2 separate regions of the Homo sapiens genome follow, and region 2 is linked to region 1. A link is an interaction called in ENCODE POLR2A ChIA-PET data of the cell type or tissue named here. Cell type or tissue: GM12878. All regions are shown on one strand. Links, peaks and the distances in the headings refer to the core of each region. The heading gives the core; the rest is flanking DNA. Region 1 overlaps SMARCA2 (SWI/SNF related BAF chromatin remodeling complex subunit ATPase 2). Region 2 has its middle 33 kb from the start of SMARCA2.

Region 1 (4,404 bases), core at 170-4,169:
TGGAGGAAGGAAAAAAAATCGAGGTAGTTTTTTTTTTGTTTTTTTCTTACCTGTACATCCCAGCCTGACTGATGATTTTATTCCTTTTCTCCTGGCACGTCTGATGCTTCTAATGAGGAAGGCAAGGACTGTATAGAATACTTTCCTCATCTCCCTTCTCTCTCTAGGAGCTTTGCAGCAGGATCTGGGGACATCTGAGCACCAGATGTTTTTCTTGGCCATTGCCACTGTTTTGTAGAGAATGGATAGGCTTAGTGGAACATTCCTCATTGTTCTCACTTTAAGAAACTGAACAGTGCTCTTAAGAGGACTGAAGGGTAAGGTATGAGAGAGGGAACGTACTGTGTAGACAGGAAGGAGGACTGGGCCATATAAGCATTCTGGACGTTTTACGCAATCGTCATGTTGGGGAAGTATGCTGTATTTAATTCTGCAGTTTTGGCATAAATACAGGAGTGATATTTTTGCAGTGCGCTTTCTGCCAGTGAGTATATTCTTTTATTTTAGATAAAACAGGGGTCCTAGATCTGGCAGGTAAGGAATGTGCGTGTATTGAGGGAGCTTCGTTGTCAGACCTAATTTTTGAAAAGCCGTATGTACAAATTTAATGTGAAATAGTCCAACTTTTAAATGTTAGCAACCAGTCCAAACAAAACAAAACACACTTCCGGGCCAAGCCCTAAAGGTAGTAACCAGCCAGGCTAATAGAAAAGAAGGCATGGAGCCAAGAATATCTCAGCTGTAGAACCTGCTAGGGCCATCTTGGAAAAATCAGTCATTAACCTCTGCTTCAGGTGGGTACCTATATTCTGTGCCTGTCATGAGCTGAAATAGCATGACCATGAAATCTGGGATAGCTGTCATGATAACGTATTAATAGAAGGGGCATTGGATGGGGAGAGGCAGGATCCACACGTGGAAACAACCATGTCATTCTGGACCCAAATTTCCTTCTTTGTAAAAAGTTGATTTGGAATTACGTGGTCTGTAAGGAACATTGTTCCTTTAACATTCTATTATTATAGGATGTCTTATGCGGCCTATCAGGCATGAGACATTGTTGAGATTCCCTTGTCTCAAAGGTAATCACAGCATATCATATACCAAGGATGGGTTCTTTGGTTTTCCGCACCACCACTTGCTTGTTGGAAATAGTTGTATTTTCCCTTGCTTACTACACGTCCGTCCTTCCTCTTGTGTTATAGATTCGGTGGAAATACATGATAGTGGACGAAGGCCACCGAATGAAGAATCACCACTGCAAGCTGACTCAGGTCTTGAACACTCACTATGTGGCCCCCAGAAGGATCCTCTTGACTGGGACCCCGCTGCAGAATAAGCTCCCTGAACTCTGGGCCCTCCTCAACTTCCTCCTCCCAACAATTTTTAAGAGCTGCAGCACATTTGAACAATGGTTCAATGCTCCATTTGCCATGACTGGTGAAAGGGTACTGGTCTGAGTTCTGTTTTTTCCACTGCATGATAATGACATGAAATGAAAGGCCCTAAAGCTGAGAACATTAGAGCCACAGAACACCCGCAGGGTGGTTTCCACTGTTGTTTATTTTATGAAACCCATCGGTGGGTGGACATGGTCTTGTGGTGGGGTTATTTTCCCCTCCTAGGAAAATGGATCTAGTGGTACATGGGGCATCTAACCCCTTTGTCTTTTGCCAGCATGTTTACCAGGCTACCAGAAAAGGGTCCCAACCGGTGGAATGCTTAACTGCAGTGGGCCACAGGGAGGATGAACATGGAGATATTTTGCTGAAGTAATTTAACCAGACCAAATTAACCAACTAAATACAAGCTTTAAACAAATCTTTCCTTGTTACAAACTTGGAGTTCCCTTTAAAATATTTCCACATAAAGATTTTGTGTGTAAAACAGAACTAGTTTTCACACATTTTCTGCAGACCTTTTTTTTTTCTTTTTAGGTTTTAATGTGATTTTCAGTTTTGTGTGTACATAAATAGTCTTCCTGGAGTAGCCATTTATTTTCCAATTTCTTATTGTTCCTTCCACTGTCTTCTCTTAAGAGCTCATTTATGAAAGGTAGACAATGGGCCATTGCAAGAAAAGAAATGGGCACGTGTCATTTTCATAGTGGTTCCTCATTCATAGGAATGAAAAGCCACTAAAAATGCTTTAGTAAAATTTCGGTTTGAATTATTTGGCCCTTTGATGTTGAGGCACATGGGCCCATCCTCAGTAGTTAACTCACTGGCTTGCCCATTTGTAGAAAGTAGTGTCAATCAACTCTGCCCCCTAGAGGTTAATAGGAGAAGGTGAAAGAGAAAGCCGGGAAATGTATAAGATGGACTAAACTTGAACTAGATAGGGCTGAGAAAAGGAAAGGAGTGAAGTTAGAGGGACTTAGAGGTCCACCAGCATAAACTGGATCAACTCTTGTTCCTCTTCTTTATATGTTCAAGCCCCTGTTCCTTTAGTATGTTTCTGTGTCTGAGACAACCAAGACGAAGGGCCTAACTTAAGGCTGCCACTTTAAATAGGGAACATATTAACTGTTGCCCACCTTCTCCCATTCTATCTCAGTCTTCAGTCTGTCTTCATTGACAGTCATATCCCATACAATTTGAGGCTGTTGACACTACTGATAAAAAACTGGTGGCTTCCGGGCTCTTTTCCATAGAACTCAGCGTTAAGACAAAGACACCTATTTAGAGGTCATTTTGTTACCACTTGGTAGGCAGGTGGGAAGATAATTCAGAGGTAGATATGACAGGCTTAAACTTGGCTTTAATGCATGTAAAATGTCAATCATGTATTGAACCACACATATGTAACATAAAGCTTTATTGTATGAAACATCCTTTTCTTTAAAAAATCAAATTCATAATAAGCCTCTCTTACAGGTGGACTTAAATGAAGAAGAAACTATATTGATCATCAGGCGTCTACATAAGGTGTTAAGACCATTTTTACTAAGGAGACTGAAGAAAGAAGTTGAATCCCAGCTTCCCGAAAAAGTATGTTGCACAACCAAAAGTTGTGGGTTTTTTTTTTCCTCCAGCAAATATATTTGAAGTACCTGCCTCTGAAATTGTGTTTCTGAAACAGCAGACTCATATTGTAGTTAATAGTATCTTGAAAATATCTTAAATTGTTTTTTTGTTTGATAGGGCTAGAGAGAGCAGGGAAATTATAGCATTTGCAGCCTGTTTTCCAAAAGCGTTCGAGCAGATTTTATGAAATTATCAAATTCACTGAGTCTCATTTACATTTTAATTTTAGATTTTTTTTTTTTTTTAAATTACGGACCTCATTGAGTTCACTGTTGCAGGCACTGTAGAATTGTTCTGCTTATAAGTGAATGGAAGATTTGGCGTTGGGGACTTGTATCATCATTGAAGGGGGTGGTAAACATTTACAGGTTTTCTAGAAATTTATTTAACATTTGATGTTTGTGATGTCACCATTCTGACAGTAAGTGAAAAAACAGAGTTCCTGCAAATTACAGACACATCATCTAATTATTCGGGGACATTATTTTTGTTCTGTGCCATAAAAATTAAGTTCCTGTGAACATTTTAAGCCAGTATTTTTCGGACTAACTTTTGGAAACTTAGTCTGCAGTACTTTAGAACACCTTTTGAGCCCTTAGCTCCATGTTTTGGGGTTGGATGTGAGTATTAGTTTAATATGTTTCTGATCATATTTTGGAACCATGCATATTTGAATTCTAAGTTTCATTCTCTTAGAGACAGTTTAGCATTGTGTACTATTTGTTGCATGAGGTATTTTGATTTGAGTTTTTTCTTTAGAAGAGCCAATTCTGAAATGTCTTATTTTTGCATGATTGTGGTTTTTCTGGGTAACGACTCTATTTTTGGACAGATTGGTTCATCCTGTTCATTTTTAAGTGGGAGTTTTCAAGATGGTGTACAACGTTGATCACTTTGTTACGAGAGAATTTTATTCCCTAATCCTTTATGCATTGTCAGAAAAAAAATTAAAAATGACTTTTATACCATGCATATCTCAGTGAAAGTCTACGTATTTAAGTATTTTATTCTGCTGGTGAATGCATCTTGGACGTAGAATGCTATTGATATTCCCTTGGACTTCCTGTGGTCTTGGCCTCTGGGTAGCACCCTTTCTGTTCAAGATGGAGTTTAGTTACTGAGTAGATAAATTGATGAATGGGTATAGTGGCCATGTGGGTGCCTTGAATTACTTCCTAGCATACAGTTACGGTGATTCTGCAAGTGATAGAGATGGAATGTTAAACATTTTAATTTATCCCATAATTTCTTTTTTTTTCTTTACAAGAGGTATAAAATAAAAGGCAATTAACTGAAGCCCTTCATTTATTCATTCCATAAGACTTCTTAATCTTGTTCATTCACTTCTAAGACTGGCTAATACAGATAGATTTTTAAA
Region 2 (4,404 bases), core at 243-4,242, 110 kb before region 1:
ACAGTGAGCTACATGGTCTTTTGAAAAATCCGTGTTATGCAATCACCCTGGCAAAGTTAACAACGCAATAGAGTGTTGAAGGTAACCACTGATTGCAGTCACTGCTATTGACCATTTTAAGTGTGACTATTTTTAAAATACTGTATGCCTCATTAAGCTGGGCTCTGAAAATGAGGAATTTGCTTTAACTGCATTGTTTTGAATTGCTGAGAGAAGAATCTATCAACCACAAGGTGCCCTGCTGCTGAACTCAGCCAAAAAGCTGTTAATAACTCCAGCAGATGTTTCAGCTTTTTAGGCCAATAGACTCCCTCTCTCCCTGCCCTCCCCTTTCCAGAATCTGATGCCAATATGACTGAACTCCAGTTTTTGTGGTTGTTGTCGCCACCGCCGCCGCTGCTAGGGCTGGTGATACAGTGCCGCTGAGGAATGATCCTTTAAACAACCACTGGCCACAGAACCTCAGCCCTCTAAGGTCAGAATATTATTGCTTTTACCATCAGAAGTTTAAATCTTCAGGGGGAAAATGAAGGTAAGGGCACAAATTCAGTGTCTTTGTTTTGTTGTCTGCCTTCATTGCTAGTCATTTTGTTTAGCTTTCTGTGGCTTCTCCCAATGCTACAAGTCCATTTCTCAGACTCATCAGAGTGCTGAGCTTGCTCAGGTTAAGGGTCATTAATACACTGGAGGCCTTACTGATCTGGGAGAGAGGTTCTTGGGTTAGCAGCTTTACAAAGGGGGCCTCTGTGTGATGCAAAGTTTTGTGTGGTTGTATGCCTGATACTGTGTGGTTCAGATGCCCTGACCTCAGCAGTTCTGCAATATTAGATGTGTGTTTTATAAATATAGCTACATCCCTGTGAGACAGGTAGCGTATGAGGGCACACAGGGTCACCACAGTCCCATACCAGGATTTATCAACATCTCTGAACTGGGATAAACCTGACATTGTCACTTGAAATTACATCTACTTTCCAAGGCTTTCCAAATGAGAAGACATTAGAAATAAAGGGAGAGGAGAGATCCTGCCCCCTTCCCTGACACTCCCTGCCCTGCCTCCTACTCAATTATTTTGGAGAGAGTGCTTTAACATACCCTGGTGACAACAGGGTGACCAAGAAAACACAGGTGCACCGCATTAGGCAATGCTGTGTTGGCTAGGAACACATCTGAACTGCACATCTATACATATCATCATGCAGAGAATTGCCATTTCAAGGGCGGGAAAATGAGAGGCAGAATTAAGTTCATAAATATTTTGTTTCCTTATTTTGATGCAACACAAAGCCAGAATATCCAGGACTCTGTGGACCTCTATTGTCAGCTTCAACATTTGCCAACCATAGTAATTCAACCCCCAAATCTCTGCTGTATGCCATACTGGCTGTAAAAAGTAAGTGCCTTTTCCCTGGTGTCACTGCCACCATACTGTTTGCATGCTCTCAGCCCTGTATAATTCTAATTCTCAGGAAAAGCTCAGGAGTACAATGCAAGTCCCGCCGCCCTGCCACTTTCTTTAACCTGGATAAAGAAATAGATTACGTTGTGACTTGGTCCACATTCTCTTAAGTACATGTGCAGGGAACTCATTAATGCTAATGGAATTAGCGCATATGCATTGAAGGGAAAATATAGTTGCCCATGGCTGTGTATTCTTATTTTCTTACTGTACACTTGCGGGTTCTGTGGCATCTATAGCTTCTAATTCTGAAACATGAGTAAATCAGATTAAAAAGTATACCATTCATTTTAAAATACAGTGTTCCCACTAGCAAATGGGATGGGCATTTCTGCTTAGATTACTATGATTCCAAGAAGCCAATACCAGATGATGACTGTTTAGTAAAATAAACAACCAATGTTGTAATAATAAAATAGGGTTAAAAATAAAAACAGCAAAAACTCCCTACTGAATCAGTAGAAAATATATTCTCATTATTTAAAAAATACCTACTAAATAACACATATGCATGTCCAGAGGAGTAAAAACACAAGATGAAGGGGAAAAAAAGAACTGAAAGTAATCATGGGTAATCTGAGACTCCAGGCCTGCCAGCAGTGAATATTGGTGATAGGCATTAACAAACTATGTGGGGATGTCTGAGGCCCAGCTAAACCCAGACCATGTACTTCATTAGGTCTTGAATTTACCTGGAATCTTGTACTGCAAATGAGGATTTCCAAACTGTTTTGTTCTTGATTATTTCCAGTCCAAGTAAAATGGACAACAAAGAAAAGATGCTTCCATACTGTTTCCATGATGGATGTTCACAACCAAAATAACTTCACCATCTGATGTATTTCACAGTTTTAAGTTAAAACAGACATACTATAATATGCTTGTACATCTGGCTCAGGTGCTTCATTTGCCATATGTTTGTGAAATAATCCAAGGAGATGTTACAATTGTACGTTCCCCTTGGGACTTGAAGAAAATGTGCCCACAAACAGTTACCTAATTATTCATTCCTGCCAACAACATCCTCTCCTAATAAGAAGGTGGTTCTTAAAATGAGACAATAGTGCTTTCAGTCTTGAGAGTTGTCATTGCCACTTATTGTTTCATAAACAGAAAGTCTTATGTATTTTTTAAAATAAGAAAAAGATCTTTGGCCTTAAAGCAAATAAAATACTCTGCAGGCAGTATATTTGGTATTCTTATGGGGGCACATTCTGCAGCACTGATCAAGGCCTATTTTTTCCTGAAACTCATTGAATTAAAGCCCATGAAGCCACATAGAAATTAGTGACCTAAAAGTTGATAGTCTCTAAGAAATGGCTGCTGTGGCAATACTACACATTTATGGAGAACTTTGTAATCGGCAAATTGCTTTCATATATGTTACCACATTTAATTCTTATAACAATTTTGTGAAGCAGGTAAAAAAAAGGAATCCCTTGTTTAATCGTGCCATTTGTAGTACTGATTCTTCACAGCACTAATAAGCAAAAATATGAACATCTTTTTTAAAAAAATTGTAAATTGTAAATTACTTTGGTCTTGACCAATAAATACCAGTTGCCATAGCACACATTTCTCTAAGAGTCATTGACAATCTGCCTTTTTCCCTCTTTTCCTGTTATTTGCATCCTTCTAAACTATGACTTCTTCTGATTCTGTTTTAATTAAAAATTTGATTTTCTTTTAAGGATTAAAAAGTAGAGGGATAATTAGTTTATTGGTTAAAATACAAGCTAACCATCAAAATTCAAATTTTAATGAGGCCCTAAGCCAGGATAGAAGTCAAATGCATAAAGCATCTTCTAGGCCTAGCTTCATCCATTATTAAATCAATTTGAAAAACTGTGGCAATGATGAAGTTATCAGCTAATAAACCTCCAATAGTGTGTTAATTGTATACTGACTGAAGTAACAAATTACTTGGGGGTTGAATTTTCACAGGGACTGAAACAAAAGACCTTAAATAGGCAGATTAAGTTAGAGGTTCTTTTCCCCCTGAAAAACAAACCTCAGTGTCAAACAGGAAACAAAGGATGAGAGACAGAGGGTAAGAGATTTGCCTCAGGTTACCCAGCTTGCAAATGGGAGTCCATGCCAAATCATCTCCCTCCACAGCACTGGGTAACAACAGCAACTATTAAATTCAAATGATCTCTTAGCTTTTCTAGTAAATCCTAACATTTTTTCATTACTCAATGTATAATACTTCCAATTTGTATTTAGTATTGCCATTGAGAGGGAGAAAGACTTACTATGAGGAAATAATTAATTTTGGTCTCTTGTTGGGGTGAGAGAAATTAAAGAGAAAGTTCAGAGAACAAGTGTAAAAAACATCTCTCTAAAAAAGAAAATGCCACCGGTCTTCCCCGACCCTACACACAGGCCAGTGGTGACAGCTATAATCGTGGAAAGGGGCTTGTGTCTCTTCAGCCTCAGCATTTGATGGACTCAGATGAACGTCTGAAAAATCTGTGGGAGCTGAGGGGTCTATTGTTAGAAATACTGAAACTGGTCTCCCTTGAAGAAGAGCGCCTCAGCAGAGTATTACACGGACCTCACCTAATCTCTTTCCCAACGTATACTGCAGCTAATTCATGGGGATTGTTGGAGTCTGTTGGTCAAAAACATTAAGCAGAATCACCACCATAATACAGAGCTCTTAAAAGTGTGTGCATGTTTCGGTGGTGGAACACATTCTTACTGTGGCATAAACTGTAGTCAGGATACATCCCTAAGTGCGTCTCAAAAGTTATATATGTAATCAAGTAGGCATTCTGATTTTAATTTTGGCAGGGCATGCTTTGAGATTCCCCAGGCAATTTTTTTTTACTAGTCATTGCATTGCAATTATGTACATAAAAATACACACGCACATACACACACACACACACACACACACACACATACATTTTCTTCATTCACTAAAACTATACTACATGCCA

What was found. Peaks named below come from ENCODE experiments on the same cell type or tissue, not always from the same donor. Only the 100,000 strongest peaks of a DNase experiment are listed, where the experiment ranks them.
Region 2: POLR2A ChIA-PET joins it to region 1 with 5 read pairs; 1 of 35 experiments calls an interaction of 5 or more read pairs at or near these places.

What each region holds. Positions count from the first base shown.
Region 1 is chr9:2,085,624-2,090,027 of GRCh38, forward strand. SMARCA2 (SWI/SNF related BAF chromatin remodeling complex subunit ATPase 2) reads left to right here. Exons shown (of 34, transcript NM_003070.5): 18 at 1,206-1,448; 19 at 2,877-2,990. Among named protein-coding and RNA genes, the nearest start is that of SMARCA2, 72 kb to the left of the region's middle. In GM12878, for the core only: a CTCF peak has its summit at 2,273 (motif pointing left); DNase peaks (open chromatin) are centred at 1,538 and 2,138; H3K27ac peaks cover 1,110 bases.
Region 2 is chr9:1,979,855-1,984,258 of GRCh38, forward strand. No RefSeq gene overlaps it. Among named protein-coding and RNA genes, the nearest start is that of SMARCA2, 33 kb to the right of the region's middle. In GM12878, for the core only: no CTCF peak of the experiment used is centred there; DNase peaks (open chromatin) are centred at 697, 2,067 and 2,387.